Regions from separate parts of the Mus musculus genome. Here all the other regions are linked to region 1. The links are chromatin loops, found by intact Hi-C in ENCODE. Cell type or tissue: heart. All regions are shown on one strand. Each heading gives the region's core, and the rest is flanking DNA. Links, peaks and the distances in the headings are about the cores only.

Region 1 (4,561 bases), core at 225-4,224:
ATGACTCAGTTGTTAAAGCACTTGCCTCGCAAGCATGCCGACCTGAATTCAGACCCCAAGAGCCCTTGTAAAAAACTGGGCATGGTGGTCCTTACCTGTAAGCCCAACAATGACAAGATGACAAGCAGATCCTTGGAGCACACTGGCCAGCTAACCTAGTCGGCTTGATGAAGTTCTAGAACAGTGAGATAGCTGATCTTCAACAAAAGGCAGAAGGCACCTAACGCCTAATGTACCTTTGAAATTATTTTCTGACCTCCAGCTTCATACACATATGCACATGCGCACTTGCATACACATGGGAGAAAAGATGTTTGAGTTAAGCCTCATTCGTGTGAACAATCCATTCAGAGCCCAATGTTCATTTTAGCTTTGGTTTTCAAATCCCACTTAGCCTGTTATGGCACAGCCTTTTCCCTGACTTGCTTCTTCAGTGTCCAGGTACCTGCTTAGATCTATGTAGCACACACATATAGCCGCAATACAACAACCATTCTGTCTCGCAACTGCTCCTAAGAGCCTCCATGTCACCAGCTACCAGCCAGGATCAGAACAAGTTTGTAGCAAGAGCTTTGAGGGAAGGGATAGTATTGTTTTTAAGTAAACTTTTTAAGGATAGAGATCAAAAGGACCGTCTTCTCATAGGACCTGGCCACCACTCCTGCATATTGTATCCACGTTAACAGATGATATCACTACTTAAAAAAAATAGAGACTGGTAGGCAGTTCAAGAGAAGAAAATGGTGACAGATGACAGTTCCCATATGTTGTCTCTCCAAATCAAAGAAAGAGTTTAAGATGATTGATGGTAAATGTATGCCCTGCCCTGGCTGAGAGCCCTCACACTAACCCTGTAGGCTGAAAGACATAAAAGCTGAAATTCACCCTCTGCTCACTTCCAGGGGGTGAGTCACCAACAGCCTTCCTCACGTTTCTCTGGGCGGAAAGCAGGAGACTTTCCAAACAAGGCTGGGGTTTTGCCGTTTCCTTGGCTCCCTTCACACATAGCCCAGCCATGACCACATGCAGTGACAGGCAGGAACCCATTGCCTTATTTGGGAATGCTGTGGCCCTCTTCGTAGGAGGACCAGAGAAGAGTGAAAAGTCCACATCGAAACCACAATAGCTGACAAAAATAAAGGGAACTCGATCAAGGAAGAGGACAGTTTATCGAGAACAAATATAGAAAACTGTCTGATTTCCCGAATTAGATATTTCCAGGCCCATGGCTTTTTATAGGTCCTTGAGGAAAATACCTAGACTCTTCCATTTTCCTGCAATGATGTCTCCCACTTGCCTTCTAGCGGTACTGCTGGTTGTCTGCAGTTAGCAGTTACTGCTAAGCCAGCTGTTTTTACAAAGGATATTATGTGGGTTTTATTCACCCATAATCCTCTGGGCTAGTACTTCACAAGCCTTGCTCCAGCATGTGCTGTGTGACATTCATTGTGTACCGCTGACAGCAGGGACCCTGTCGGTTCCACCCCACCCCCAACAAAAAAGTAGTGGTGCGGTGAGAAAGAAGAGTAAGCATGTCTGAGCAAGACAGTTTCCCATTAGGAGGGCAGAACTGAAGCAGAACCCTGCTGATCTCCACCGTGCAGGCGAGGCCTCCGCAGAGAGGCCGGGCTGCTCACCCTAGACGAAATGCCTAAAGCTGTAGAGAGACAATCCAGGGATCCTGTACCCTGCAGAGCTCAAGGTGGCTCCCCGCAACCCTTTATTTTTTTTTACGCTGGTTTTCTCCAAATCTAAGGTAGCCCAGTGCTGACAACGAGAAGCAAAGTGAAGCCAGGAGGCTCTGGAAGTCTTGGGTGTGTCGTCTCGTGCTGGAATGTGTGTCCATTGTCAGCTCCAGGATCCCAGAAAAACAAAACAAAATCTCTCCTCCGAGGGACGAGCCTGGTAATTCACTGGTAGAGGGAAGAGCGCCCTCTGCTGTCGCTTGAGATTTTCTGGTTTTGATTTCAAAGACAGCCGTCACACTTCATGTAGAACAGATTTAGGACATATTGTCTGCACTAAATAAGAAAGACACCCTGGGTGTAGACTGTATTAACCAGGTTGTGTTCTGTGTCGTGTGAGAGAGGCCTGAGGGATGACTGGGGAGTCACTTGAAGGCCATTTCATGTGGCTGCTGAGAGAACCATAGGAGAGGTTCTGCAAGGTGTCCATGTCCAAGACTAGAGATTGAACGATTGTTGAGAAACAGCGTTTTCTTTCAGTGGGACTGTGGCCTAGCCAGAACCTCCATTAAATTTCCCTATCTTTTCCCCAGGAAGGCACTCTGAGTACATACCTCAATTTGTTTCTTTGGGAAAGAAAATATGCTTTCCTCATTTATTTCCTCATAAAACCAAATGGCTTAGCTTAGAAATGCTTTATGAAGATAAGAATTAAAGATAAGCACATGTGACCCACTGTTATGAAAAATCCGTTATGTAACTCAATATGCTACCTTAGGGACATGTATGAGTTTGACCCAGACATTCACTTGCCTTAGGAGCTAATTCCAAATGCAATTTGCAACTCACACTTAAATCATAGTTATAATTAATGATTGGGTGATGGAAATGGCCACATAATAAAAGGCCATAAGTGACATGGTTTTAATCCCTTGGTGTTGAGGGTTGGTCTGGTGCTGCTATGTATTCAGATGCTTAATTCTCTACCCCAAGATCTGGTTGCCCCAAGACAAAGTCAAAGACACCAGCTTTTGGTATACAAACCTTGCTCCCCAATTTAAAACTTGGTTAAATAAAAATGTCTACAACCAATTACTGAGGAGAATAGAGAAAGGTGGAGTTTGAGTTACTGGGCTGGGGGTCACAGATAAGGACCACAAAGAGGAGGGGAGAGGAGAGGAGAGGAGAGGAGAGGAGAGGAGAGGAGAGGAGAGGAGAGGAGAGGAGAGGAGAGGAGAGGAGAGGAGAGGAGAGGAGAGAAGAGAAGAGAAGAGAAGAGAAGAGAAGAGAAGAGAAGAGAAGAGAAGAGAAGAGAAGAGAAGAGAAGAGAAGAGGAGGGAATGAATGTCACCAGAAGACTTCCTAGAAAGGGCTAGGTTGTAGACACTTGAACTATACTGGTAGTCATGGGCAAGACAAGGAAGAAGTAACTCTGAAAGACCCTACAGAAGAAGTGATATGGCAATCCAGTGGGACGGTGAGAGGTCAAGCAGAAGGCAAAATCACGGTCTCAGTGCCACATTTATGCTACTGTAACCAAATTCCTTACCCTAATATAGATTCGCTTACTGCTAATAAAACAAACTGCAGTGTTGAACCTTCAATTTTGAAATAGTCAAGAAGGGTTTCCTCTGAAATCCCCTTCTGGTTGTCTGTTTCCCTCTCTTCCCTTTATGTGCCATCATAATTAGCATGCACATGCATGTGATCACTGCTCTGGGGTAGTGGTTCTGAACACGAGGCAATTTTGCTCCTCAGAGGACCCTGTCTGTGATGTTTAACTTCTCCTAGGGAAATGGGGACAAGTATATATTCATCTCAGGGCACCAGTGACAGACCAAGGGAACAATTCCATCCAAGAATCTAGCATGGTAAACTAATATGTTGACTAGGGTTAATTACAGGTGCAGGGATGACTCAAAGACAAATCTGTCATCAAAAATCACATTCCAGTATAGACAATGAATCAAGAAAGCTACATCCCTGGAGATCCATGCAGGCAGCTATACCCAACCCTACCCCAGCAACTGCCCCCTGCTTTTATAACTTTGGAGAATGGCCGTGTGAATTTTCTAACTTTTCATGCTTGGTAAGTTTTATGAGCTTCCTGAGCCTTGTAAATTTCCTTAGGTTCCCCAGTCTCTGGAGTCTCCTTCACCTACCTGGGAGTGAAGGTTTCAATTTGGCTATTCTACTATGTGTAAACTATTTTGTGTCTGTGCCAAGACCCAATTGTCAAATAAGTACTGTGAATGAGAACCCTTGATCAAACCAACCATATCTACAAAGTCGAGAAGGAAGAACCATTCTGGGAGAACTTTTCATAAAGCAGATCAGGGATTCTCGATTGGAGATTATTTTTGCCTGTCAAGCAATGAATGGAGATGGTTTTCCTTGTCCCAGTCCAGGAAACAAATTGTTGCTGGCATTTAATAGTTGCAGGCTAAGGAGGATACTACGCATCTTACAATATACCAGTGGTCCTAAATAGTGACAGTGCCAAGATGGAGAAATCCTGTCCCAAGATCACTTGTGCTAAAGCCACAGGAGTCCCCATTGGTGTTTTCACGCTCTCTTTTAACTGTGCACTTTGGATCCTGCACTTCAGAACTGTCTTTCTGCTTCCAAGCTAGTTTTGAATGTCTAGACGTTACACAGCTCTAACACAGAAACAAGGGTCTGAGAAGGACGTTTGGCACAAAACCCAGCCCTAAAGCAGATTCACACCAGAGAGCAGGCCAGTTGGCCGACAAGGTTGAGCCAGGACAGGCAGTAAGGACCGAGACAAACCATAGTCACAATTCAAAATGACACTCAGCACCAACGGCCCTGCCAAAGACACTCTGTCCTGCCAAGCACAGGGACAAGGTGGCTGA
Region 2 (4,561 bases), core at 342-4,341, 550 kb before region 1:
AATAAGAAGAGAACACAGTGCTCGCCATTGTCCCAAGAACTTGATCTTCCCACAACTCCTACAGTTCCTTATCACCACTTGTCCACTTTACAGAGAAGAGTTAAGAGAAGAATGATCGACAGGAGGACCCGGACACTTTTAAGACAAACCCTCTTATTTGCATTTCATTTTATCCGGATCACCCTTTCTTTTCTATTTTTCTGCCCAGTGGGCAAGGGAAGCCCGTTTACAGAGGACTCAGTTCCCAGGGCAAGTTGCTTCCTCTCTTACAGGCTGCCTGCTCTTTTTCAGTCAGCAGCTAAAATAATCTGCCTGCTACGCTGTTACGAAAGTAGAAAATTCTAGATGTTTACAGATTCCACTCTTCAGTCTCCTCTGGCCGCATAACTTCTGTAAGGGCTAATCTTTCCTAAGGCAAACAGGCAACCAGGGTCAAGGCGATAGCATTCCTTTGTCATAGGAAGACACGTACACGGTGACAGCTGAGTGAAGGAAGGGACACTGGAATCCAATGACCCACCGAAATGGTGTCAGTGTAACTGCAGCTGCCAAGCAGAAGTCAGAAATGCACCCTGCAAGATGTGTTCTGTGTTTCAACAATGCAGTGAACTCCCTCCAAGTGGACATGGGGAGAGAGAGGATGTGTTACCAGAGAAGTGACATCTAATGCGCGCTCAAACAGGTCTAGGGCCCCATCCAAAGGGCAGAAAGGCAGTCTCCCAAGTAGAGCATTAACTGGGGAACCACATGGGTCACCTGCTCCTCCCTACCCCCATCTCCTTCCTCCCAAGTAAAAGGGAAGTAGATGAAGAAATGGGGAAGTCCAAGCTGCTCCAGCAGCGGCAGTTTAGGGTCCCTAATAACACTTGACATTACCAGAGAGGCAAAGCCTCTGCCATAAAAATGCTTAGCAAAGGCTTTCTGGAAACATCCCTCCAGGGCACAGAAAAGGAGAAGGAATGTTTTATAGTTCTCTGTGTCTCAGATATAATCCCAGCGATGCCCTTTTAAAAATATCCTACGGAGCTACCTCCAACCACCTGCCACTTGCAGGCACAAGCTTGGTATCTGTAATTACTTTTTAGTAGCAAGTGGGTCCCTGCGACTTACGGACTCAGGTGCCATTTTGAAACCGGCACATCTCTACCTGAATCGTCCACATGTGTTGCAGGGAAAACCTTCCCTTCAAAAGCTAGTTCGCGCTTCAGCTTCAATCCTCAGATAATAGAGCTGATGGACTTGTGGTCTTTGGGAATCCTTGGCTCCCATTAGCAATCACTTTTAATTGATGAAAATAAGAAAAGGAAAATGAACTTCCTTATTGTCAGTCAGTAACAGAAGTTGACTTTGACTTAATTTTGAAGGGGCCGGCTGTGTTCTCTCTGAAGCCCCCTTACACCTAGCAAATGTTAGGCACTTGACTCGATTGCTCACGGAAATTATAGCAAACAATACAAATGCTGCGGCGCTAAAACTTTTCTTTTAAAAATCCACTCAAGGATCCTTTATCGCCCTCTCAAATCAAGGGGGAGACAAGCGAGGGAGACAAAGAGGGCCGGGTGGGGCTGTCCACTGGTCTGAAAGCTGAGTCATTGGAATCAGACCCCAGCAGCTCTTGTATGAGGGACACCTCACCCTATCTTGGGGGCGTTGGCTGCAGACAAAGCCGGTTTCAAAGTAAAGAAAAGCCTGTCCCCTTAGGTGCCACTCAGGCCATTAGTTATCACGCATTGAACCTTAAGAACAGGTTTGGGCGGCTGCTGCAAAAGTTCATGATAATAAAATAGACGTCAAATGGGGGGGAAAGCATTTTGAAGGCGTTTGTTCCTTTTCTAGTTCCGCCATCGATGTGGTTCAAAGGCGCTGGTGAATGGGGATGTGGGGGTTGGGAGGGGGTCTGACAGCCTCCGAACGCCCTTCCGGAGATGCGGCGCGAAGGAGTTAAGCCGGACTACGAGTGACATCACCTCATTTGCATAGAAGCACACATAAAGCGGCGTTCGCCGCGCCCCTCCCGACAATCCGCAGCGGCTTCTGAGCAGATCAGACTCTCCTCGTTCGCGCAGCTCGCTCGGGTGAGCCCCAGGGCCCCTTCCTTCTGTCCTTCCCTGCCTGTCCAGCGCAGGCACTTGCCCCTCATCCTCCTCGTCCTTAAAGCCAAGTCCAAGGCATGGTAGTTTCGGGGAATTGGGGGGGGGGGATGCTAAACTCTTCCAGATGCCGAGTAACGGGAAGGGGAACTTGATTAAGAAAGAGAAAACCCCATAAAATTGGGCATTCTGTTGCGCAGCTTAGAGGGGAATTGTTTTTTTTTTCTCCTCGACCCTCTCTCCGAAATATTTTCCCTTGCCTAGCTAGCTGTAATTAATCAGAATTAGAAAGATCCTTTGTTCAAACGCTCTGTGCTCCCCTTAATCGCCTAATGGCTTCGAGGGCTGTTATCTGTGGCGGGTTTAACCTTCCCGGCCTTTAGCGTGAAAATTCGGAAGCCCTTGCAGACGAATGTATGCAAAGGCCGTCAAAAGGCCCCTGTATGCAGATCAAGATGCTTTTGCGAGAAGTGGGGAGGCAGTTTTGTGTGCCAAGGCAGCATTGTTGGACTAGAGAGAGGAGAGGAAGCGAGTAGGGCGGTGGTCGGCAGCTGGCGGCGTCAGCTCCCCCGCCTTTGTGAGGAGGAGAAAGCTGGACCGCCTGGCATCTTTTGGAGAGCAAGCCCTTCTAGAAAACGGAGATGCGTATTGCGACCTTGGCTCCTTTTTAAGAGATTTTACTAGACTTTCCCCCACTTAAACTGGAAATGGCTTCGATCTATCCAGACTTTAATTTTTTCAAAGCTGCAATGTTAACATTCCGCAATGGTGAATTTTATTATACGGGAATACTCACCTTTGACTATTTCCACCTTCGTTCTTTGAATCTTCCCTTTGGGAATATTAAGGGGGAAGATTTTTTTCCTATAGAAAGAGGAAGATCTTTAGAGAGGACTCGACAAGGAAAGCACACAGAGGGAGAGGCAGTAGGATTTCAGGCTTTGGGCTTTCCGGCGGGGTGGGGGTGTGCTTTTGGAACTGGGAGAGGCGAGGGTGGGTGGCTCTTTCTTAGCTCTGGTCTTGGCTTTTGTACCTGCAGCTCCTTCCAGCAACCATGTCTGACAAACCCGATATGGCTGAGATCGAGAAATTCGATAAGTCGAAGTTGAAGAAAACAGAAACGCAAGAGAAAAATCCTCTGCCTTCAAAAGAAAGTAAGCTGTTCGCCCCCACCCATTTTCAGAACGGGCTGGGCGGGAGCAGAGCAGAGCGGGGAGCAGCGGCCGGGAGGAGGAAGGGAGGGGCAGCAGGGAGGATGGGGGGGGGGGCTGCGGGGGAGGAGTCGACAGTTTGATGATGATGAATATGGCCTGCAAAGGTTAATTAAAAACTGTTTTGCAGTCAACAAGCGCCGGGCTCTAGTGATTTAATAATGGAATATTTCATATTCCATATTGTGCATATACATTTATTGGGTAACTGTACTTCTGTTTAGCATGTCTTGCTTAGCGAGGCTGCTATGTGTCTTTCTAGAATTTTTATAGGGTTTTTAAATGGAAATCATGTCATTTTATAGAATGCTCTAAGTCTCCTTTTTTTTTTCTTTTCTTCACAGCAATTGAACAAGAGAAGCAAGCTGGCGAATCGTAATGAGGCGAGCGCCGCCAATATGCACTGTACATTCCACGAGCATTGCCTTCTTATTTTACTTCTTTTAGCTGTTTAACTTTGTAAGATGCAAAGAGGTTGGATCAAGTTTAAATGACTGTGCTGCCCCTTTCACATCAAAGAATCAGAACTACTGAGCAGGAAGGCCTCCCCTGCCTCTCCCACCCATCTGATGGTCTGGCTAGCAGAGAGGGAAAAGAACTTGCATGTTGGTGAAGGAAAAAGCTGGGTGGGAGATGATGAAATAGAGAGGAAAATTCAAGATGGTCAAAGATGTCCTGCAGGATGTAAAATGCAGTTTAATCAGAGTGCCATTTTTTTTTGTTCAAACAATTTTAATTATTGGAATGCACAATTTTTTTAATATGCAAATAAAGTTTTAAAACCTGATTGGTGTGTCTGCTTGGTGACTGGAAGGAGTAGTTAAATGAGTGATAAAACCCTTGCAAAACTGCCTTGCCTCTTGGTCACTGGGACATAGAAGAGACAAACGTAAACTGCCTTGGCCTAACAGCTCTGGCTTAGTCCAGGTCTGTGAAATACCCTGTCTATAGCAAATGATTGGGAGGTCATCATAAGAGTTCCTCATGGGTTACATGGAAGAGTTAATGAAAATATTTGAAATTGGTATAGCCACCATGGTTGGAAGAAGGGGGCTGTGGAATGAAGGGGTAGGGGGGAGGAACTCACGTGTAGTTAGAGCCTTTCAGGAGTTTTGGAAAGCCAACATTGAATTTATTACATATCACTCAACGCAAAGGGTGTTGGTTTGGTACACTAGCATTAGGTATCAACATGAACTTGGCTAACCAACTATCTGGTATTGAACAAGTGGAATTTAGGGTAAAAATAGTATTTGCTTT
Region 3 (4,561 bases), core at 208-4,207, 430 kb before region 1:
CCTGGACTGTATAAAATGGAGCCATTAAGTGGAACAGCATGTGTTCGTGACTCTCTCCTTTCCAGTTATGAACGTGATGGGGCCAGCTGATTTAAGCTCCTACCACTTTGGCTTCTCAATCATGATGTACGATAACCTGGAATTGTGAACCTAATAATCCCTTTCTCCTTTACGTTGGTCTGATAAGGTATTTTATCATAGCAACAGAAAGGAAACAAAGCTATTCTCCTAGTAGAGGGGATGGGCCACATCTTATATCCTATTTAGTATCTTCCTTAAAGTGCTATGATCCTAGCCTGAAGCAACCCTGAGGTAAGGAATTGCTAGTAAGGCCAGATTCCTAAGTTATGACCTCATATCTTACTTTTATGAAAGTGCTAAACGCAGAGACTCGTGAGCTTTAATCTCAGAGACCTCTCACCTGTAACTTATTTAAAAGTAAAGAATTAGTATTGTTGATTGATCTCCTAACCCAACTTCAAATGGTGGGCTGCAAGAGTCATGAATATTTCACCTAAAATCTGTCTCAGTACATCTCTAGCTATCAAACCTTGAAGGAATCTTTGCCATTGGAACATAAGATCACCCTTGTGTTCATAAAGAGTTCAAGACAAGCCTGGGGTACCTGGCCTAAAACAGCTATGATGAAAAATAAAAAAGGACAGCTCAGTGTTGAGAGTATTTCCTGTTGTTCCCCAGGACCTGAGGTAGAGTCCCAGCACCCACTAGATGGTTCACTATCATCTACAACTGTGTTTTAGGAGATTTGACTTCTGTTGACTTCTGTGGGACACAACATGTTGTATACAGACATACATGTAGGCAAAACACTCATGAACCTAAAGCAAACATGAAAAATTATCATCATCATGATTATAATAAAATATATGTTAATCAAATAGTAGTGGATATTAGTGGACATAGATTCTCTTAGTCAGTACTTATTTCCCACTTTGTTCACTGAATTCTTGATTTTTACGAAGTTGATTTTCCTTTGAGATGACCTAATTGGGGCTTTAAAAAAAACTGGCATTAATTAATTAATTGTGTGTGCTGTTGTTGAACCCCAGCAGTGTGCTTATAGAGAACAGAGGACAACTTGAGTTGGTTCGCTCTTTCTACTGTATGGGTCCTGGGGATTGAACTCAAATCATGAGGTTTGCTTACACATCTTGCTGATCCAGTCTCATAGATCTTGAAGTGCTCATGCAGTCAAGCAAGAAGAAGAAGAAGAAGAAGAAGAAGAAGAAGAAGAAGAAGAAGAAGAAGAAGAAGAAGAAGAAGAAGACCCAATGGGCGTGAGGTCTGATTTTCAACATGAAAACCCAAAGCATTCTTTTATAACTTTTTTTGATCACTGTGTAAATAGTTCAGACGAACTCTTTTTTGAAAGGGCAATATTGTGCACAGTTGTTTTTATTTGATTAAGCTTCAGGACTAATTTGTAAAGTGCTGTGGGATAGACTTGTCAAGCTCAAGCCAAGCAAAGATCATTCAGTCTCCACCCTCTCTCACATTACTCTGAAAGAACATGTTTTTAGAACACAGTCACTCCCCTCTCCCCTTTCCTTCAACTCTGATGTATTGTGGCATATCAGAGAATTAAGCAGCATAGGGATGGGTAAAAGGATCACAGGGACAACAAACACATCCAAGTTTATGGAGCTAAGTTTCACCAGTTCATCTCAACCCAATCTTTTGATACTGAAACTAGAAAGAGACTTTTTAGAGCAGGGGTGGTTAGATGGTAGAATGCCTGCCTAACTAACATGCTAGAGGCCCCGAGTTCCCACCTCAGGGTTAAAAACACATTTCACAGTCAAAAAGAAAGAGACGGTTGTGGAACAAGGCAAATTTCACTCTTGATCAATAGGTTGTGCTCAGAGGAATGAACACACAGAGACAGGAAGTACACTTGGTTTTATTCTAACACAGGTGGTATCTGTGTCATTTCCTCCTTGGCTGAGGTCTGACCTCGGAGTCTTATTTGATTGGCTAGTCTGAAAAGAATTTGTGCAGAGGAAATGAAGGAGGGAGGGGGAAAGGGCTGTTGTTCTAAAGGGAAAAGGGTCACTGCTTCAGGCCACCAAATTCCTGGAATGTAGCTGGGAGCTTTCATATGAACAAAGATTTTGCTGGACAGGAGGGGGATTAAAACTTTTACATAAAAGTCATACAAGGTACAGAAGATTTATATATATATTTGAATTCCTTGTCTTAAAACACAAACTTTATACTATTTGATTAGAAAAGGCTCATACTTAGTATTTCTTATACTAGCACCATCAAAACAAACTGAACATCCAAATATCAAATGGAGTGCTTGTTACACCCAAGTGAGATGCTATTAGAAGTCGAAGCTGATTGTACAGAGATTCAGTGAGCTCAGAAGAAACAGAGCTATATATAGAAGCATGACTCTCCTGTTATTTCTGAAGGCTGCATTTACACAGTAAGGATGCAGATAATGCAATTAGTCATGGCATTGATGGGCTGTCTACCGTTTTCCAGATCCCTTGTTGGGTACTGGGTATTTAGCACCTCATGAAACTTCCAAATTTGTAGGGGGTAGAAAGCTGAGGCTTTAAGTAAAAAGCTGAAAAGATAGATATGGAAGTCACCAGGCAAGGTGATGAGGGGTTTGCAATGGATTAACAGCCTGGTTGGCAGAGTGCTTGCTTGGCATGTGTGAATCCCTGGGTTTGATCCCTATGACAGCATCAAACTGCATGTGGTGCTGTATATTAGCCCTTGGGAACAGGGAAGAGGATTAGAAGTTCATGGCTGATGTTGGTTATATATGGAATTTGAAGCCAGCCTGAGATTCCTGAGACCTGACAATGAATGAATACATCAATAAATTAATAAATAAGAAAGATACATGAAGCAATAATACAGTTCTTGGGAGGCTGAGTGAAAATAACAAGTTCCAGGCCAGCCTGGGCTACATAGGGAAACCATGTCTTAAAAAAAGAAAAAAACAAACAAACAAACAAACAACAACAACAAAAAAAAACAAAGAAATTAAGAGGGAATAAGACTTTAAAAAGATATCTCTCCAAAGTAGCTTTTCAAGTAGTTAATACCCACATGAGAAGTTGTTCAGCATAATGAGTCATTAGGGAAATGCAAATAAAAACCACACCCATAACAGCAAATCTCATTTAAACAAAGCACAAAAACCAGTGTTGGTGAGGGTGACAAACAGCAATTCAAATACACCATTTGTTATTGCTTTGTGTTTGCTATTCCTTTTTAATTTTCTATCTTATTATGTAGCCCAGGCCAACCTTGATCTCATTATGTAGTCCGGGCTAGCCTGGAATTCAGTGAAAATCTTATCTCAGTTTCCTCAGTGTTAGGAGTAGAGGCATGAACCACACTGTGCCTACTTTTCACACACTGTTGCTAGGAATATAAAAGCGTAGAGTCACTTTCTAAAACGGGTTGCCTGTAATTTAGCTCAGCAAATCCTCTCCTGGGAGTCATACCCGAGAGAAAGGAAAACATGCACAGGAACATCCATACAAATGGTCACAGTGGTATTATTTGTCATAGCCAAGACGGGTATTGAAGGGGGAAGGGGCTTATTCTGGCCCACAGTTCAAGAGTACTGGCTGTCACAGTGGAAAGTCAAGATGAGAGGAATATAAAGCAGCTGGTCACACTACATTCACAATCAGAAAGCAGAGCGAGAGATGCACCCTGCCCAGCTTGCTTTCTTTGTTTCTAGAATCCAGGATCCCTTGCCCAGGGAATAGCCCCGCCTATAGTTAAACTGGGTCTTCCCACAGCAATTAATGTCCTCGAGATCACAAGCACACCTAGGCACTCCGTCTCCCAGTGAATCTAGATTGTGTTGCGTTATAAATTAACATTATCCATCACAACGAGGAAACAACCCCTGTTATTAACAGGTGAACAGCACATACAATGGGATAGATAATAGAGTGGAGTCATTAATATTCAGCTTTTAAAAGGAAGTACTAATTACATTATTACTTGGGTTAACTTTGAAAGCCTTTGTCTAGGTGAAAGTAGCCTGTCACAGAAGACCACAAAATTGTATGATTTTCTTTATTAGAAATGTCTAGAAAAGCTGAAACCAGAACCAGAAAGTACCTTGGTGTTTAATAGGGACTGAGGGCATGGTGACTACTAACAGCTATAGGTTTCCGTTGGAGTGAAGAAAATGTTCTAAAGCTAGCCGTCATGATGTTTGCATGTGCCAGTCAACATATCAGTTACTTTCTTTCCTTCCTTCTTTTTTTCTTTCTTTCTTTCTTTTTTTTCTTTCTTTCTTTCTTTCTTTCTTTCTTTCTTTCTTTCTTTCTTTCTTTCTTTCTTTCTTTCTTTCTTCCTTCCTTCCTTCCTTCCTTCCTTCCTTTCTTTCTTTCTTTTTCTTTCTTTCTTTCTTCATTTCTTCATTTCTTCATTTATTTATAGACAGGGTTTCTCTATGCACTCCTAGCTGTCCTAGAAGTTGCTATGTTGATCGGGTTGACCTCCAATTTACAAGCCTTTCCCTCCCATGTCCTGGGATTAAAACTGGGTGTCATTG
Region 4 (4,561 bases), core at 398-4,397, 570 kb before region 1:
AATAGAGAATAATAGGGCAGAAGCCTGACAAGTACTCCATATTCTCATTCATATGTAGAATACGTGTGTGAAAAAGAAAACTCTTCTTCAGGGCAACACACTTGGGAAGTATTTGCTTGTCAAATAGCTCTAATATGCACTGTGACACCCCCTCCCAACAGAGCTGGATTATACAGCTTTCCTAAACATTTGTCTGTGGATTATAATTTTTTTGCTTGTAATGTGTGTACTGAAACTAAGGGTTTCTCTTCCAAAATGCAGATTTAAAGGCCTGATGGAGATCCTCCTAGCCTGGTAAGCCCTTGAAAGTGTTCCCAAGTGTATGGTGACAGTCACTATTCTGCCACAGATTCTTATGTTTTTAAGACGGGGGGGGGGACCCTCAAACCATATTTCTTGAGCTGTTCATATACCGTTGGTCTTCTTCTTGATCAGAATGTGCTAGTTTTCCAGAGGTGACATTATTCCAAAGAGACAGTTGACAACAAGACGGATCATACTGCCGAAGTCAAGAACAAAGAAAAAGTAACCATGATAGATTCTTCTTTGATATCGGGGGAAGAGGATAATGTCTCCTTCAGTAACATCGTTAGTCATAGACAAGAGAAGCTCAGTACTTGACACAACTGAAAATAGTCCCTCCATGGACTAGGTTATCCTCTGCTGCGACTGAAGGAAATGTCTGGTGACTTAATAGGGAATATTGTACTTTCAAAGGCATTAAATCCCGTGGGTATAATTGAAACAATTACTTTCTGATCTTGAAAGAATTTCTACCTTCAAAACAGCAAAGCTTATCCAACCAAAGTTGGCTACTCTGGAGATATTATTTACATTGGAAAACAACATTAAATATGCATATGTATATACCAATAGTCACGTGTACACGTGTCTACCTGTAGATGGAGATGGCCATCATTAACTGTCTAGTAAGTATAAATAAAAGGGGCTAGAGAGTGGCTCAGTGATTAAGAGTATTTGCTGCTCTTGAAGATGACCAGGGTTCCATTCCTTGCATGCAGATGGCAGCTTGCAGCCATCTGTGACTCCAGTTCCAGTGGATCCGATGCCCTCTGTAGGCACCAAGTACATAAGTGTGCATAGACATGAATGCACAGTTGCACATATGTGTGTACATGTGTGCACATGGATGTAGAGGCCATAGGGAAGCCTCAGTTGTAGAAGTAGACAAGTTCAGGGTCATAAGCACTGGCATGGTGGTTTTGGGGTGTTAGAAAGTGAGATTTTCTCACTGTGGCACTGCTAAGATCTTGGATGACATTACTCTTTATTAGGGATTAGAAGGATCTGTCCTATACATTTTGGGATTTTCCACAGCATTTGAGTCTTGCTGCTGCAGGCCAGTAGGGCCCTCCCTTTTGCAGCTTATATACATTACATAGAAGGAAAACATATACTAAATTCTTAGTGTGGAAGTATGGGTCCGACGGCTATGATTTGAGAGTGGCTGGCTTTAGCCTTAAAACTTGCAAAATTAAGGGGCTATGTGCCTCCACCAAAGCAACTGCTTTGCCTAGGGGAGAAAAGGAGAAAGTTGCTGGTGCTGAGAAGTGAATGCTTCTGGAGATGCAATTTCTACTACTTTGGATTGACCTTGGTGAATGCTGTATTCACACCCAGTCAGGGGATCCCATTTGTGCTCAAAGAAACGGTCACCCACACGTGAACTGAGAATCCTAGAAGCATCATGAAAGCCTTTGTAAAGATCACATCTGCAGTGAAAAGTGTGAGGTGATCAACATCTCAGACTCAGGACTCAGTCAAGGGCATCCTCAAATTTACCACATACCTATATTTTCCCATGGATGATGGGGCTTTATAAAAATAAAAGGTCCTAGCTCAGTCGGTAGAGGCCTGCCTAGAATGCACAAAGACCCATGTCCCATCCCTACACATAAACTAGATGTGGCACAGACCAATCATACCAGCACTTGGCAGCAAGGGGTGGAGGTAGAGGCAGGAGGATCAAGAGCTCAAGGTCATCGTCAGAGTAAGGTAAAAAGGCCATCCTGAGTCAAACAAAAAGACCAAAGACAAGGTACACTGCCATCAGATCAGATCAGGAGTGTCTTTCTCTCATGGCTACCTCATTTTGATATAGTTGAAGGAGCTCAATTTGTCTACGGAGACTAAGGTAAAATAAGGAGCCTAACTTAGTCAGGCTTTGTTTTTCAGAGGAACCTAGCCACTCTTATGAATCGATACCAAGGACTGCCAGCAGATGGCAGTAAAGGTCCGCCTAGTGCTCTAGCTTTGGGCTAGCCAGGCGTTCAGGGTGTGGTATCTTCATTGTTGATTTTGAAACCTGGCCCCTCACCTGCCTGAAATCTGCCAGGAAAAAAAAAAAAAAAAGGTTAAAAGCCACATTCCCACTGTATCAGAGAGCACTCCTAAACAGGGTAGTGTTCGGGAACCTCGCCCTACACAGTCAGATAAGCCGTCTACGTGGATCCAATTCAGACCTTAACAAGTAAACTCCAGTGCAAATTTTCTATTGGCTCCCAGTGATGTCACTTGCTGCGGCTGGGAGGCTGGGAGAACTGGTTTTCTTAGTGTGGGGAACCTTTGTTCTCTGCAACACCCACCTGGAACCCTGGGGCCTCACTGTGAAGCCAGGGCCCCCAAGGTATCTGGATACAGCACACTGCTTTGCTCCAGCACACCTAGAGTGCCTAAGAAATGGAAGTGCAGAGCAAGGGTTAGGTGAATTCACGGTACAGGAATGACTCTCACCTGGGCTCCATGAAACTCAGTCCCTAAGCCAAGCCAGGCTTTGTGGAGCTTTAAGTCACTCACTTGATATTAGTTCTCCCCCTGGGATGGATGGAGTTCTTAAAAGGCCCAGAGTGGTTCCAGGCCTTCTGGATTGGTTCCTGGGTTCATTAAATCACCTCACCCTTTAACCACTTTAGACTCTTTACACCTCGGGCACATTTAAAATAATATGCAAACCTTAATGAGGCAAGGGTAGAAGAATAGAAGGCCTATTACTATACAAAGTTGATTTCTGCCTCCTCCTAAACTGCCACAATTAACACTGTTCCCAAAAGGTCAACTTGATTATTTGCTTTGTCCCTTTCTGAAAGAAGCACTTGTGTCTGGCTTGTCTTTAAATATCTGCAGGTCATCTAAGAGGAAGTCCGTGGTGGTGGTACTTTTGTAGGACCTGGCCATTTGTTTACATCCAAGCTCTTTAACCCTCTACAGCTGCAGGTGGAGAATCCGTGGTTCTTCATGCTCTGCCTGGACTTCACGCTCCATTTAGCTCAGCAGTGACCCAGGTGAGCCTCTGGCCACAATGACAGCGCCATTGCCCCTCCACTACTAATAATGTGGCGGCTGTAGTTGAACTTGCTGTTAAGTCCAACAGTTCTCTTGGGTAGTTAGACTAACTGTAGCCCTTAGAGGTGGAAGAGTCGGGCATGACTGTGAGGGTGTGGGAGAAGGAGCCCAAAGCTAGTTGCCAATACACTGAGCTGACAACATGGCCTGGCCGCCCCGCTCAAAAGCTGGGTGAGCTTATTTACAGAGCTCGTCACCGCCTCAAAGCTTCACTTTGTTCACCTCTACTATCAAGGAAGAAAAAACATTCCTGAGGCTTTTCTTAAAGGAGGGCTAAACCTGAGGTGCGCTGAGAAGTGACAGTGACTGACTTGTGGGGTGGGGAGAAGCCCTTTGCAGTGCTTGCCAATTTTCTCAGCGCACGTGCCCCCTCGTGAGAGGACAGTCTCTTTCTTGCCCAAGCTCGGCTTTTGCTGCCTTCCTTGGCTCCCATACCTGGCTTTCAGCACTTCTGTGATTGCGACTCTCTGAACACTTTTCAGTCTTTTCCATAATCCCTACGGATAAAATGAATACCTTTGTAGGTCTTTTTTTTTTTTTTTCATCTCTCTCCACCTTCGCACTTCCTCCTTCTCAAGCTCACAGCAAAATTACTAGATTTGGAATGTATGCTTATGGAATAAATGAAGGGGTGACTGGAAGCTGACATTAGCAACAGTGAGGCAGGGCCTCCAGTGCCGACCTCTTAAAGCAGAAGAACACGAAATCATTTCTTTTGGGGAGGGTAGGGGGCTACTGCAGCCCTTCCTGCAAGGCATCCTGGGATCTGCAGGGAAAAGCAAGACTGTCTGGCGGAAGCAGCCCTCCCCACAGAGACCAGCTATGCGTTTGTTAGCATTTTTCTGCAGGAAGGGAGAAGTGGATGTCGGAATGCAAAGAGACATGGACGGTGCTGCAGGCATCTTTGTTTCTGTAAAGCTCCTACCTGGATCTGGCCTTTAGACAAGTTGCTTACTTCCTTACTTTTCTCATTTATCTAATGTGACAAAACCTGTGCTCAGCTTACTTCTAAGACATAGGGAAAAGAAACAATAGGTGTTCGAGCAGGCTTTTTAGTCCTGCCACAGAATACGTGGCCACCAGTTGTTCCCACGTGCTGCTAAGAAGGGGCAGGGCCACTGGGACAGTTCACATTCATTCTCACGGGAAGTGAAAGTGAGTCGCGTTGCTCTGTGTCTGTCATGTGACAGCTGTAGGG
Region 5 (4,561 bases), core at 250-4,249, 230 kb before region 1:
GCCCCACGGTGGGCATCTGGCTGTGTTAGGCCACTGACCACACACGGCGGGTGTTGGACAAGGGGCAGTCCCAGGTACCAGGTTCTCAGCCTCCGGCATCCCATGCTAGATACTTCGGAGTAGCTGAAAACAGAATAGGGGCCCCGGTGCGGCACTTGGCCCCCAGGGAGGAAGGCTGGAGAGAGCAGGGGGAAAGGGGGGCACTGGGTGGCTCCTATGCAGGTGAGAGTCCTTAGTCTGGTCTGTGGCTGCAGTGTAGGAAGGCATTCTGAAGGGAGGTTAGACATGGCTCAGCTCGTTAGGAGAAAGCCTATCCCATTGTCCAAGCATGGTGGGCTTTCAAGATCAGACACAGTCTATGGTTTTAGAGCTTTATTGTAGAAAGGCAGGGGAAAGAGAGAAGGTAGAGAGAGAGAAGAAGAGGCTGGCCATGGCTACGCCGAGAGAAGGAGGGAGAGAGAGAGAGAAGGGAGGCTAGAGAGTAAGAGAGGTAAAAGCTTAGAGAGAGAGAGGTGGGGCCAAGCAGTCCCTCTTATAGTGGGCTTAGCTATCTTGCTGTTGCTAGGTAACTGTGGGGAGGAGTCTAGCCAGAATGCCAGAAGCTTGGGACATTGTCTACATGACTGATAGTCACATGCCTCTCCTGTGGGGGCTGTGGGGGCAGTAACTTTGATAGGTTCCAGGGGTTCAGGAGACATGATCTAATGCTTTCCATCCCATGTAGGTGGAAATTATCACCCACCGGGTCCCACCGGGGTTCAAGACCTCAACTCGACTGGAGACCAGGCTGTCTATGCATAGCCCATTGACCCACAATGCCTAATTCTCTTCTGTGAGTATTTTAAATTTTAAAGAGGGGCAATTATGAGACTAAAAAAACTGTAGATCATCACATACAACCAAGCATGGTGATAAAGGCTTGTAATCACTCAGAAAGATGAGGAAGGAGGATCTGAAGTTGCCGGTCAGCCTTGGATACACAGTGATTTTGAGACTAGAGACCAACATGGGATACATGAGACTCTGGTGCAAAGTGGGGAATAGATAGGTAATTACTGAGACCCACACATGGTTGGGGTAGAACAAATGCTGAAACCGCTATTGGTTTCAGGTACTATCTGATATCATATGTGCATACAATGTATTTCAATAATATTCAATGCCCCAACTCCTCCTCCTGGATCCTCCCATTTCCCTCCAGATTGCTGCTCCTCCTTTCATAATCCACTGAGTTCAACTAGTGCTGCACCATTTACATATGTGTGTTGGACAACCTGCTGAAGCATTGGCAACCAACCGCGGACTACACCCATAAATTAAACAGATTCTCCCTTAACAGCTACCAACTGTCATAAGCTCCTCAGCCAGCGGTCAGGGGTCACGTGCCCATCCCCTAGCCATGCTGTTGACTGGCTTGTTCTTGTACAGACAACATGAAATTGCTTGAATCGATGAGGACAGCAGCCTTAGCACATACAGAAAACACTTGTTTTAGCCCAGTTCTCCCCAATGTTTGGCTCTTACAGCCTTTCTGTGCCTTCATCCTTGATTTGCCTTGGGGAATGCATGTGATATAGATGTCTCCTTCATAGCTGAACACTTGGCAGACACATCTTCTCTGAACTTTGACCATCTGGTAGTTTCTGTGTTAAGTGCTGTCCACAAAGCTTCTCTGATAAGATGTTGAAAGCTGCAGTCGTCTGTGGGCTTCACTCCAGCCGGAATCTCAGGTCCCACATTCCATGGCACATGAGGATCTGCAGACAGCCAGAAACAAACAAAAAGGACTGTGGGGCAATAGCCACATTCTTTTAAAGAGGCCTGACCCAGAGCAAATGTAAAGAGCTGCACAAATGGGAAGCCAGAACAAGTGTCAGATAGGGACTAGCAAACTCCACATAGAGACAAGGAGCTTTCTAGGCACAGAGCTGTCAATGGCAGGGTCTTGACAGCTTGTAGTCTGAAATTGGGCCACCTCAGACAGGGTAATCATGCCAATCTAAAGCCCAAAGACAGAGTGAGAAGTTTGATATCTGGCATGTACACCCAAAACTTAGCTAAGATGACCTGTCAGTGTGTACAACTAAGTCAGTCTTAAAGTGTCTCTCAGGCAAGTGGGTGACATATTCATATCCTGGCTTCTCTGATTTGGTTTTGAAAAGTTCAAGTGTCCATTTATTTCTAACTTAATTAGATAAATTCACAGGTGTTTTTTTTTCTAACAAGAATAAATTACTTAGGAGGCCAGTGAGACAGCTCAGTGGGAAACTGCTCTATCTGCCAAGCCTGTGGACCTGAGTTCAATTCCCTGAACCCACATGATGAACTGACTGCTGACCTCCACTTTCATGATGTAATATGAGCATACTTCTGGCACACACACACACACACACACACACACACACACACACACACACAAATAAATAAAATAAACATAAATATAAATATAAATGTAAGAAAAGGGCAAGTTATTGATCAGTTTATGACTTACTGCCAGACAATACAGTGTACAGTGGAGTGTTTTTCTTTGCAATAGGTTGTATGTGGCCAGCATCTGTGACATCTTCTTGCCCAAATAAAGTACCAAGTGATTCTACCTTGGCATTTGTACTTAAAATGGAGTAGCTGAGGATAAACTGCCAGTTTGTAAAATGGAGTCATTTGGGGGCAAAGCACAGACTGTTCTCTGCTTGGGGGAAGAACACAGCTTGCTCTTTACATACACAAAGATTTTTAATCATTTTCTTAATTTTATGTTTTCCTCTAGATCCTGTCTTTAGGGGTTCATTTTGTGCATACAAAGCACTCCATCAATGTAGTCCTAAATCAACTCACTCCAGGAGCTGACAGCTGTTAAGAGAGAGAGAGAGAGAGAGAGAGAGAGAGGCTTTAATTTATGGGTTTTAGTTATTCTGAAATACTCAGTTCCTAAGATGTTAGGTCTGGAACATAGAAAATATTTCAAAATAGTACTTTTTAGAATTAACATATACACTACACACATTTCCCATCAGTGACGTTGAAATGTACAATCTTAAACCATAAATCTGAAGTAAAGCTCTCAAATTGAATTGCCAACAAGTGATATTAATGCTACTTGACTCTGAACCACAGTTTGACTGGGTAGATTTTATAATACTGCTAATACATGATAAAAAAAAAGAATACTAGGAGATAAGTATGCACATTTATTTATTATGTGTTACATGACATGGGAGCCTTCAGAAATGAGGACCCAAAGAAACAGGGAAAACTATAATTGATTTATCATGGAAGCCAGTAGTGGACATTGGATCCCCTGGAACTGAAGTTTTGAGCCATTCTGCATGGCTATATGAAACTGAGCTTGGAACTTGAGTCCTCTGGAAGAGCAGTAAGTGTTCTTAGCAGCTGAGCCATCTCTCTAGCCAAGTTCAAGTGTAGTCAAAGTACATCATCATATAACCAACACTGAATAAAGGAGGTTTTTTTAAAAAGTAAGTCACATGTATATGCTATTTTATAATTACAAATTGTTACAAATTGGGGCTAATGAGATGTCTCAGCAGGCGAAGGCATCTGCTGCTGTCAATCTCCCAACTTGAGTTCAGTTCTTGAGGCTGATATGGTAAGAAAAAACTGGATTTCAAAAATGTGTCCTCTGACTCTGACTTCAATCTACAGAACACATGTGTTCTCTCTCTCTCTGTCTCTCTCTCTGTCTCTCTCCCTCTTTCTTCATTAAAATAAGATATAATTATACTTTGTTTTCAGAAGTCCTTTATTCATTGAATTTAATCAGTATCTTCCTATAGTTAGCTCTTGGAAGGTAGATATTGTTCTTTTACCTTTCTGGATAAATTTGTATATTTTGCTCAGGAAAGGAACTAAATTTTGTCCAACTTTGCATGATTTATATACTTTAAGAACAAACATCTACTGCCAAGGGAAAAGTACTGAAAAACAACTGATTCTTAACCTTAAGGTGAACTTGTTTAGCCAACTGTTATTTGCTAGGCAGGCATTTTTAGGGACATCCTCCTATATTCATGAGAAAGCATTGCCCTTTGTAATTATTACATGATTTTGTAGTGGTTTGTTTCAGCAGAGGTCTCTTGAAAGGCCATAAGGATTAGCACAAATCTTGGGCCATAGATTCATTCTTTTAGGGTAATGTTGTCCATTGTAGCATTAAATTCTTCATCCTGAGGTCTTCAGTTTGCATCTTTTTGACGTGAGATGTATCACCTTGAACTGAGTGTGTTATTTCACTTGATGATCAGCCTTTCTTAGATGAACATGTGCAAATTTCCCTAATAGAAGCCTCTTTGTCATTGTTACTGCAGGAGAATGGCACTTTAAGTTACCTTGTCTACATTGCTCTTTACCTGCTGCAGGTAATACATTGTCCCATTCTTCTGAGTCTTATCTGTGCTGATCACTATGAAACCAAGAGGCCAATCCAAATGTGCTCTATTCTATAGCAAGTATGTATGCATGTGAAGAGGAAAACCACTTGACTCTTCTTGAATTTACTTCATGTTCTTAAATCTACTAATTAGGAATTAAACAATTTTAGAAA
Region 6 (4,561 bases), core at 287-4,286, 350 kb before region 1:
CATCAACTTTTATAAAGGACAACATTTAATTGGGGCTGGCTTACAATTTCAGAGGTTTAGTCCATTATCATCATGGCGAGAAACATTGGAACATCCAGGCAGACATTGTGCTGGAGGAGCCAAGAATTTACATCTTGATCTGAAGGCAGCTAGGAGGAGTCTGAAATCACATATTGCATGAAATTTGAGCATAGGAGACCTCAAAGCCTACCCCCACAGTGACATACTTCCTCCAACAAGGCCACACCTATTCCAACAAGGGCACACCTCCTAATAGTGCTGCCCATTTCTTAAGTTCAGGTATTTTGTCACAGTAACTAGAAAGTAGCCATACCAAATCTCAGGACCGCAGCTTAATAATCTATCAGACCTATGATGCACTGTGAAAATACTGATTATGCCTTGTCTTTTTCTAAAAGGCAGAATAAGAGGAGACTATAGGACAAACACCTTAATGCCTACTCTTTTACTCTGTGTTTCCATCCTTCTGTTACCATTCTGGTCCCCGGAATACTCTCTTTGCAACCCTATGAGATCATCTACCCTCTTTATTTTATAGATAAGGAAGGAACTGCCACATAGGCCAAGAAATATAGCTACAGTTCAATAATTAAAAAAGGCCCAGAACTATGACAGTAATACAGGGCCAGCATGAATCAATGTACGTACTCTAGTGTTCTCTACTACATTCAGTTACAGCTATATTGTTCCTTCACTGGGTTAATCTCTCAACATTTCTCCCCCATACACAATGTTCTTATTTGCATGTACAAAATTGAGTTCTTCTACACATAAATCAAAGGTTTTCATATTTTACCCAATAATAGCATTGGACATGTGACATATTTGGCCTGTGACATTTATTTAACAACTCCTCCAAATGCTTAACGATAGAGATGTTCCAGGAATGAGTTCTATTTTTGAAATACCAAACTGAAGCTTGGAACTTGTTAGGGGACTGGCTGGCTCTTCCATCTAGCTATGCGAGTGAAAACAGCTGGCCCTTTAAATTGCATGTATTGTGGCCAAAACATTGTTTCTGCCCTTCAGTGAAGCTTTGAACCAGCTAGGATAACTCCTCCCTGCCTTCACCTTCCTTCCTCCTCTTTTTCTTCTTGTTTCTTAAGACCACTTTAGCATTTCAACAATTCTAAAAAGAGAAAAAGAAAAAGAAAAAAAAATCTCTGGTGAACACCACAAAACAAAAAGTACACAAAATTCAAAACAGTCACACTTGAATGATGCTTCTAAGATCAAAGGTGTATTTAAGCCACTCTCAGCCATCTACGATTTTCATAAATGAACTCTTACTGAAATTCAGCCTCATCCATTTATGTATGTGTTTTATTTTTGTGCTTATATGTGGGTGGGCACATGTATGTGGAAGGACAAAGGCCAACCTTGAGTGCTGTCTCTCAGAACTATCTACCTTTCTTACTGTCGTTTCTTCTGTTTTCTTTTTCTTTTATTTTGTTTTCCTTCCTTCCTCCACCCACTCTCTTTCTTCTTTTTTTATATTTTATTTTATTATTAGGTATATATTTCATTTACATTTCCAATGCTATCCCAAAAGTCCCCCACCCGCTCCCCCATCCACCCACTCCCACTTCTTGGCCCTGGCGTTCTCCTGTACTTTACAACTGCCTTAAAACTTGTCAAGTAGGCTGACTGGTAAGCTCAGCAGACCTCCTTGCCTCCACATCTCCAGCACTGTAAACACATGTGTACATCATCATCAAACTCAGACTGTATGTTGTGGTGTGTGTGTGTGTGTGTGTGTGTGTGTGTGTGTGTGTAGGGAGGGAGGAGTTCTAGGGATTTAACTCAGGTCCACATGCTTTTGATCACACTGTGAGCTTTGGACATATAAAATTGCCAGTACTTGATTTACATTTTCATCCAATTTACTTTAAAAGCAAACTACAGCGATTCCACTGAAAACTGGTGTTCATTTTATTGCAAACTATAGCTCTTGGGGCTCTAAAAAAAATTTACAGGCAATCAGAAATCTCGTTATAAATAAAATTACCTTCTCATATGCAAAACCATAAAAATGAATATAACCTATCATTTTCACTAAAAAAAAAAAAACCCAAAAAACAAAAAAACAAGAAACAAAACAAAAACAGTCAAAGAAGAAACTGCCTCACTGGCCTAGAAATGAGGCTGTTTGGCAGCTCTCGTTGACACAGATCTATTCGGCTTCATCTCTAGGAGTTCTGTCCACTGTATTTGGTCATTTGTGGTGACATTTACCAGCCACCTCTGCCCAGGCTGTTTTCTGTGAACATTTGAATGTCTACAACTCACTTGAAGAGTCGTATGACTATGTTTGCATAACATGGGTTATTGCAGGTCAGTGCTAACATAATAAACCTCTGCTCGAACAGCCTCAAGTTACACCACACCCATAGCTGTCAATTTCCATCTTATTGCAGACATATACAGCATAATAAGAGAGAGAGTGGGTGTGGGAATGAAGCCAACCTGGTCATTTGCTTGTTTTGTTTGAGACAGGACTTCATGTAGCCCAGGTTGGCCTTGAAATCATGATCTTGTCAAGATGGTTTTGAAATCCTGATACTCCTATACCCTCTTCCAAAGTGCTGGCATACTCTAGACCCATAGGAAACTCTGTCTTGAGTGGGGAGGAGAAAGAGGAAAGATGGGAGGAAGGGGGAAGGAGGAAAGAGGAAGGATGGGAACGCATATACTTACTCCATGTCCAGCTCAGATTTCTAACCTCTTCCTAACAGTGTGGGTTTGCACAAGGTTTGTAGCTTTATCAAGCTTTGCCTTCCTTAGCTGGATACAATACTTGTTTTGCAAAGGTTGTACAAAATAATGATGTGAAAAGGAGCCGTGAATTTGGTTCAGTGGGGAAAGCATGTGCTCTGCTCAGCATGAGTGATCCTAAAGGTAGCCATCCCCAGCACCATTCAAACATTTAAAAGAGATAAAAACCAGTTCTGTAAGCAAAGTGCTCCACAATGAGAACATATTCAAGGGATGCCTGTGAACAGTTGAGGAGGCCTCCACCTCCAGTCATTAGCTTCAGGATTGGTATTGTGACCATATGGACATTAGCCAGGCCTGTATGAAGTGTCCAAAGTGCAAATTTTAAGCACTCTTTCTCTGGTGCTCACTTTGTAGTTAGAACTAAGTAGGGGAGTGGGTAGTTAAAATTTAAGCACCCTTCAATTTTGTTCCTGAAGTACTTCTCTTGCCACTCCTCTTTCCCAGCCTCTTTGCCAGTTCTCCTTATCAGGCTGAGAAATTGCTCCTTTCCTTATCTGTGCAGGTGCCCAGTACCTCTCCCTAACCTGAAAGCCATCTCTTAGATGACCCTTCAATAACTAAAGGGTAAATGACTCACATAGAATCACACCATCACACCCTCCCAAACAAGTTTGCTTCAAGAGAGGATTAGAATGTTAACTCCAACGTGGCTGGTAGCACAGTAGGCAGAGACCTTGCCTAACATGGAGGAAAGCCTTGGTTTGATCCCAGCACTAGATGAGGTGATTCAGGAGGATCAGAAAAATCAGAAGCCCAAAGCCAACCTTGACTAAACGGGGAGTTCAAGGTCAGTCTGAGTCCCATCCAATCCTGCCTCCAAATAGAAAGAGAGAACTAAAAAGTAGAAGGTATGGCTCAGGAGAATAGAATACTATACAGGAGACCAGCAACCTCTGGAGACCCTGAAAAATCATAGCAATTGGCAGGGTCTCATGCCATCCTGGATCTCTAGGCAAATAAACATAAGTCACAGGAAGACCTTGAAGTAAGCCTGGAGGGATGGCTACGTAATCAGGAGAGAAGGGAAGACATTTCAGCATAAAAAAGAAAAAAGGGGCGCATCTCAAAGGATTTCTTTTTCTTTTCCTTTGTTCCTTCTCAAATCCAAAATAATCTGATATGTCAAGGGGCTTATGTGGTGGATGGCCCTGGAAATGGCTTCCAAAATATCTCCTCCAATGATGCTGATTCCCACGTTGAATTGGAGTCTGTAGCCAACTGAAGTGAAGGAATGTGACTTTCTTGGCTACCATTTAAAAAGCACTAGCTTAACTCCCCTGGTCATGTAGATTAATCACTCTTAAAGAAGTTTGCTGCTGCGTCATGTGAACTCTTACACAGTGAAGGGAACCACATGAGGAGGGAATCCAGGCTTTGAACCAAGAGCCAGCATCAATTTAGGAGTCATGTTAGTAAGTCATAGTGAAAGTGGATCTCCCCCGCCCCACTAGCCCTTGTAAAGCTCTAACTGATAAGTGACTCCAATCTACTGAGTATAATACTGACCTGATCAACCATTCCCAAATTCATGACTCAGAGAAAAAAATATAAGGTAGAATGAATGCGTTTTGTTCCTTTAAAGTATGAAGTTGATTGGTTGGTGTTTTGAGGCACGATCTCACAATGTACCCCAAGCTACCTTTGAATTTATAGTTATTCTCTGTCTCATCCTCCTGAGCACACTAAGTTTTTAAGAATTTTCTACATGGCAGTAAAACTAGAATTCAGGGTGGGTGGGTGAGTAAGAGCATCTTTTCATGAT
Region 7 (4,561 bases), core at 287-4,286, 140 kb before region 1:
AACAAGGATGTTATTTGTAAAATACATTGATGAATAGGCAGTTACAGCAAAGCAGGGAATTCTCCACTATAGGTATCGCATAGGTTGTTTCTTATCCAACAACATTTTTAGAAGGGAAGGGATCCGTTTGTATATTCCAAAAAAGGATTTTACTTGATAGTCACAAGGGCATTAGCTCAAACACAGCACTAGGCAATAAAGTGCTACTAAAGGTACTAAAGAGATTGCAAGGTAATTTGGCTCCAAACATGCAACATTCCAGCTCTCCACAATCACTGAAGACTTAGTCAGCATTGTAGAATCTTCACACAGCTGTCCCCTGGAGACTTCAGTTCACATTCTCTACCTTGCAGTAAGATCTATCCACTGCACAGGACCCAGCGGAAGTAAGAGCCCACACAAGATCACTTCCGTTAGGAATCCAAGCACAGCAGTGCCAAGGGTGGTGTGAGAGACACTGAAAGGGGGTGGACTCTATCCTCCCAATCTCTTCCAGAAGCTGTGCCCCATTTGGTATTAATAACTAACACTTTATCAAGATAATAGGAATTTCCTCACTCACATAACTTAGACCTTATCAACCTAGCATATGGCCTTGTCTTTTCCCAGTGCTATCACAAAAAGGACAGAAAATCCAAAGACTCCTCTTTTCCATGTGAAACTCTTTGAACCTTCTTTTGTCAACAAAAAGAGACACACAACTTTCTACTGGCTTTCTTTTTTTTAACAGGGATCTCTAACAGCCATGGGTCTTCTGCAGTAAACTCATATAACCTTTCTGGAATTATCCAAGTGGGGACTAAGAAGGGCGTGTAGTGTTTGCTGCTACCAAAGCATGTGTGAGGCAGTGAGCTAGTTTGACACAGACTGGGCCCAGGTCCTGAACCAACATGGGCTATATGGACCAAGGAACATGCACTTGGTCTTATTAGCAACTTGATCCTCATAATCCTAACTCAATACCAAACATGATATGTTTGCTGGAATCAAAATCTACGTATCTCATTAGGTCCATGTTTTGAAGACAATTCAAAGTGTCTGGCAGTTCCAAGCTTGCCAAAGAAAGGAAATGCAGCCCACTCATTTCTGAACCAAGGCCTGCTAGAAGGTTTTCTTTGGTTACAGTCAGGAAGCAGTATATCAAATACAGTGGAGTCCTGTCCATGGACAGATTGTCTCGGCACAGTGTTGCTCTTCAAGTTAAATGTTCACCAGACAACTTGGGTTCCAAATGACTTAAGGACAGAATTTTCATCTGCTTCAACCTTGGCTCTAGTTGAAGAGAGAATGATTACTTTAAAGTAGTCCTCCACTGACAAAGATATGTTCAAGAAGATTTGAAAAGCATAGCTATGAACTAAGCAATAGATTTGTGATTTGCTTGCAGAAAATATACTCAACACTGTTTTGGTCTTAGGAGCTCCATTTAAAATTGTGATTTTTTTTCTTAGCTGGATTATCTTTCTCTACAAGATTAAAAGTACAAGACTACACAAGATCACTCCTGTTAGGAATCCAGAGTACTCCACCACAGCAGCAAGGATGATGGTAGAGATGCTGAAAAGACACTGACAAGAGGATGGGAGGATAAAGTCCACGCTTTTTTAGTGTCTCTACCACCACCCTTGGCACTGAAGTAGAGTCCTCTGGACTCCTAACAGGAGTGACCTTGTATGGTATTTTACTTTTCATCTCATAGAGAAAGACAATTCTGTTAACAATCACAACTTTAAATGAAGTACCTAAGACTAAAAGAGTAAGCTGGGCATGGTGGTGCACGCCTTTTATCCTAGCACTTGGGAGGCAGAGGCAGGTGGATTTCTGAGTTCAAGGCCAGCCTGGTCTACAGAGTGAGTTCCAGGACAGCCAGGCCTACACAGAGAAGCCCTGTCTTGAAAAATATTTTAAAAAAGACTAAAGGAGTATCAACTAAATTAGTATTTCTGACTTAAGAGAAAATGGGTTAAAATAAAAACAGCTTATCCAAAAAGACTATGTCATTTATCCCCACCCAAAGAATTTCAATTTCTAACTGCAGCTTTTTTGCTTGGAACTGGGAAGTTAACCAACACATAGGAAAAGGTCATAGTCAGGGAGTACCCTGGAGTAAAGAGATGAGGCTGCTCACTGCAGGCCCCATCTGGCCACGTGAGTAACTACAGATCTGTGGCTCACTTAGGACCAGATGGCTCCAGAGTGCTCCAGACTAAGACACAAGAGCAGTTTCCATCTGGCTTGCTCCTAAGTGGTTTTGGACTCACTCAAGAAAGTTTCAAATACTGATGACAGAGTCCCATCCTAAAACTTCTAATGTCATAGGTCTGGGTCTGGCCTAGCCATGAAGGTTTTGAAAGCCCTGCAGATAATACTGATAGACAGCCATGGTTGGGAAAAATTGTTTTAAAGAAGAACCTATTGGTCTGTTTTTACAATAGCATCTTCTTGGAACACAACAGCCATTTGTTCACATATTGTCCATGGTGCCTTGAGTACATCAATGGCAGAAATCAGGAGTTTCAACAGAGATGGGAAAAACTGCAAAGGCAAAAATGATTATTATCTAGACTTTCACAGAAAAAAAATCTCCACTGAATGTAAATATTGAGGTAATGAGGCCTCAGGGTCTTTCCTGTTTTCCTGTTGCCTTACAAAATACATGGCATTCTCAAGTTGTGGCTAAGGACACCCGAGGAGGAAAGGCCAGGCTAGTTTGTGTTAGCAAAAGCAAGGAAGCTATGCTCTGAAAGACACATTTCCCAAAGAAAAGAGCAGAGGTGGGAAGGAGTGAGCTTTAGGGAAGAGTTTCTGGAAGCTTTTGGAAGATGGAGGCTTGGGAGCTGTCACTCTGGAATGTGAGGCACTGCAGAGGTGGATGAATCTGGTGAATTTTTTTAAATGTGGCTGTCTGAGATGAATCATATTCCCCTTAGTCTGAGAGGCTTTTGTAAAGTTGCATACATTTCTCATACTTTTTTCTTTTGAAGACATCGGGTTAGTCTTTTTGAAATGTGCTCCAATGAGCACAGTAGAAGGTGGGTTTAAGCCACAGGATGAACACACTAACAGCTAAGCCATCTTTGACAGCTTTGCAACAGTGGGCACGGAGCATCTAGAAAATTAGCAGCAGAAAACTAAGAAGTGAAGTAAGAATCAAAAGGCTTACAGAAGAGCAATGTGGTATTTCTGGGTTAGTTTTCCCAGCTCTAGGTGGTTCTGATGAGACCTGTCCAAATTAGTATCTGCAATCCTCCTGGTCACCAGAGCCCACAATATCCACTCCTACCTCATTTTGAGGAGTACCAAGCATACTGACACTAAAATGCCACCGATATTAATGAAGTGACCATACTGCATAATCCCCTTGTAGATGCAGATTGCCATCACCCAGAATCTGGGCCTTTAAAAAATAGAGGGGAAAAACTAGACCGGCTACAAATGCATAATTCTGAAGAAGCCTTTCCAGAATAATCAACAATCGCCCCCACTTATTCTATGGCCTTTTGGTCATTCCAGTGGGAGAAGAATGGTTTGGGAGCTTGCATCCATCAAGAGATTTCATAGCAAGGTGATCCATGAAATCAACATAGGTCAAAGTAAAGCATAGGGCTATGCTTCCCTAGAGCAAGGACCAAACCTGGGATGAGAGGCAAAAAAGGGCATCTGAGCTGTTACACAGTGTTCCAGCATTGTAGAGCCACATGAACTAGTGTTTATCTCCAATTCAGAATACAGTAGTCATCATTATCACTTACTCATCATCTGCCCACAGGTTGGACCCTGAGAGCATCTGACTCAAGGAGTATTGGGATAAAACGTCACAGGATGCATGTACATTCGCAGAGTACAGTTCAAAACCCTAAGCTTTCATTTTAACCTGTCCCCCCACTTGTGTTTGTGATGCTTTATCTTTCTATGCATGCTTACTGTATTATCTCATAAAGTCTGCTTCAGGCCATTTTTACTGCCACAATAGAATACTACAGACTAGATGACTTTTAATTGACAGAAATGGATTTGCCCCATGGTTCTAAAGGCATGGAGATCTGAAAGCATGGTACTAGTACCTGGAAGCAGAATCACACATTAGAAGATAAAAGGACAAGTGAAGGGAGAGTGATAGGGATGGAAAGATGAGAAATGAGAAAGGAAGAGGAGAAGAAGAGGGAAGGGGGAAGGGAGGAGGAAATTTCTGCCTTTTATCAGGAATGTATTGCAGAATTGCTAAACTACTCCCGCAATGATGGTGTTAATCCTTACCCTTATTACCTAATCATCTTTGAAAGGTCCCACCTCTCATCACTGTTGTATTAGAGATTAGATTTTAGCAAGTGAACTTTGGGGAACAAGCTTAAACAATAGCACTTTGATGAAGTATAATTTGAATCAGAAAAGGTCCATTTATAATTAATCTTCCTACACAACCAAATGTCCATAACCAATGAATAGATAATGAAAATATGATACCGGCATACAATAGTATTTTATTCAACTGTAAAGAAAAATTAAATTTACACTAAATGAATGGGTCTGGAAGACATTAAACTGAGTAAGGTGACTCAGA

What was found. Hi-C counts contacts between places; a loop is a spot of excess contacts. Peaks named below come from ENCODE experiments on the same cell type or tissue, not always from the same donor. Only the 100,000 strongest peaks of a DNase experiment are listed, where the experiment ranks them.
Region 2: it touches region 1 in a loop (15-fold over the local background); 7 of 42 quality-filtered maps call a loop at or near these places.
Region 3: it touches region 1 in a loop (4-fold over the local background); 6 of 42 quality-filtered maps call a loop at or near these places.
Region 4: a loop joins it to region 1, with 10 times the contacts of the local background. A loop is called at or near these places in 41 of 42 quality-filtered maps.
Region 5: a loop joins it to region 1, with 2.1 times the contacts of the local background. A loop is called at or near these places in 2 of 42 quality-filtered maps.
Region 6: it touches region 1 in a loop (10-fold over the local background); 6 of 42 quality-filtered maps call a loop at or near these places.
Region 7: it touches region 1 in a loop (2.7-fold over the local background); 11 of 42 quality-filtered maps call a loop at or near these places.

What each region holds. Positions count from the first base shown.
Region 1 is chrX:166,658,401-166,662,961 of GRCm38, reverse strand. Gm1720 (predicted gene 1720) reads right to left here and starts at 937. Exons shown (of 9, transcript NR_046015.1): 1 at 886-937; 2 at 96-175. In heart, for the core only: CTCF peaks have their summits at 1,293 and 1,931 (motif pointing left); DNase peaks (open chromatin) are centred at 921 and 1,771; H3K4me3 peaks cover 580 bases; H3K27ac peaks cover 1,061 bases.
Region 2 is chrX:167,206,620-167,211,180 of GRCm38, reverse strand. It overlaps Tmsb4x (thymosin, beta 4, X chromosome), which reads left to right and starts at 1,963. Exons shown (of 3, transcript NM_021278.2): 1 at 1,963-2,075; 2 at 3,130-3,244; 3 at 3,646-4,087. The coding sequence starts at 3,145. The coding sequence ends at 3,680. In heart, for the core only: no CTCF peak of the experiment used is centred there; DNase peaks (open chromatin) are centred at 760, 2,010, 2,590 and 3,280; H3K4me3 peaks cover 3,300 bases; H3K27ac peaks cover 2,856 bases.
Region 3 is chrX:167,086,496-167,091,056 of GRCm38, reverse strand. It overlaps Gm15232 (predicted gene 15232), which reads left to right. Exons shown (of 4, transcript NR_168066.1): 4 at 1,185-2,880. Among named protein-coding and RNA genes, the nearest start is that of Gm15232, 13 kb to the left of the region's middle. In heart, for the core only: no CTCF peak of the experiment used is centred there; a DNase peak (open chromatin) is centred at 2,016.
Region 4 is chrX:167,231,307-167,235,867 of GRCm38, reverse strand. No RefSeq gene overlaps it. Among named protein-coding and RNA genes, the nearest start is that of Tmsb4x, 24 kb to the right of the region's middle. In heart, for the core only: a CTCF peak has its summit at 2,243 (motif pointing right); a DNase peak (open chromatin) is centred at 2,347; H3K27ac peaks cover 319 bases.
Region 5 is chrX:166,892,583-166,897,143 of GRCm38, reverse strand. No RefSeq gene overlaps it. Among named protein-coding and RNA genes, the nearest start is that of Gm30354, 10 kb to the right of the region's middle. In heart, for the core only: no CTCF peak of the experiment used is centred there; no DNase peak of the experiment used is centred there.
Region 6 is chrX:167,010,892-167,015,452 of GRCm38, reverse strand. No RefSeq gene overlaps it. Among named protein-coding and RNA genes, the nearest start is that of Gm8817, 57 kb to the left of the region's middle. In heart, for the core only: no CTCF peak of the experiment used is centred there; no DNase peak of the experiment used is centred there.
Region 7 is chrX:166,794,143-166,798,703 of GRCm38, reverse strand. No RefSeq gene overlaps it. Among named protein-coding and RNA genes, the nearest start is that of Gm36547, 28 kb to the left of the region's middle. In heart, for the core only: a CTCF peak has its summit at 2,125; no DNase peak of the experiment used is centred there.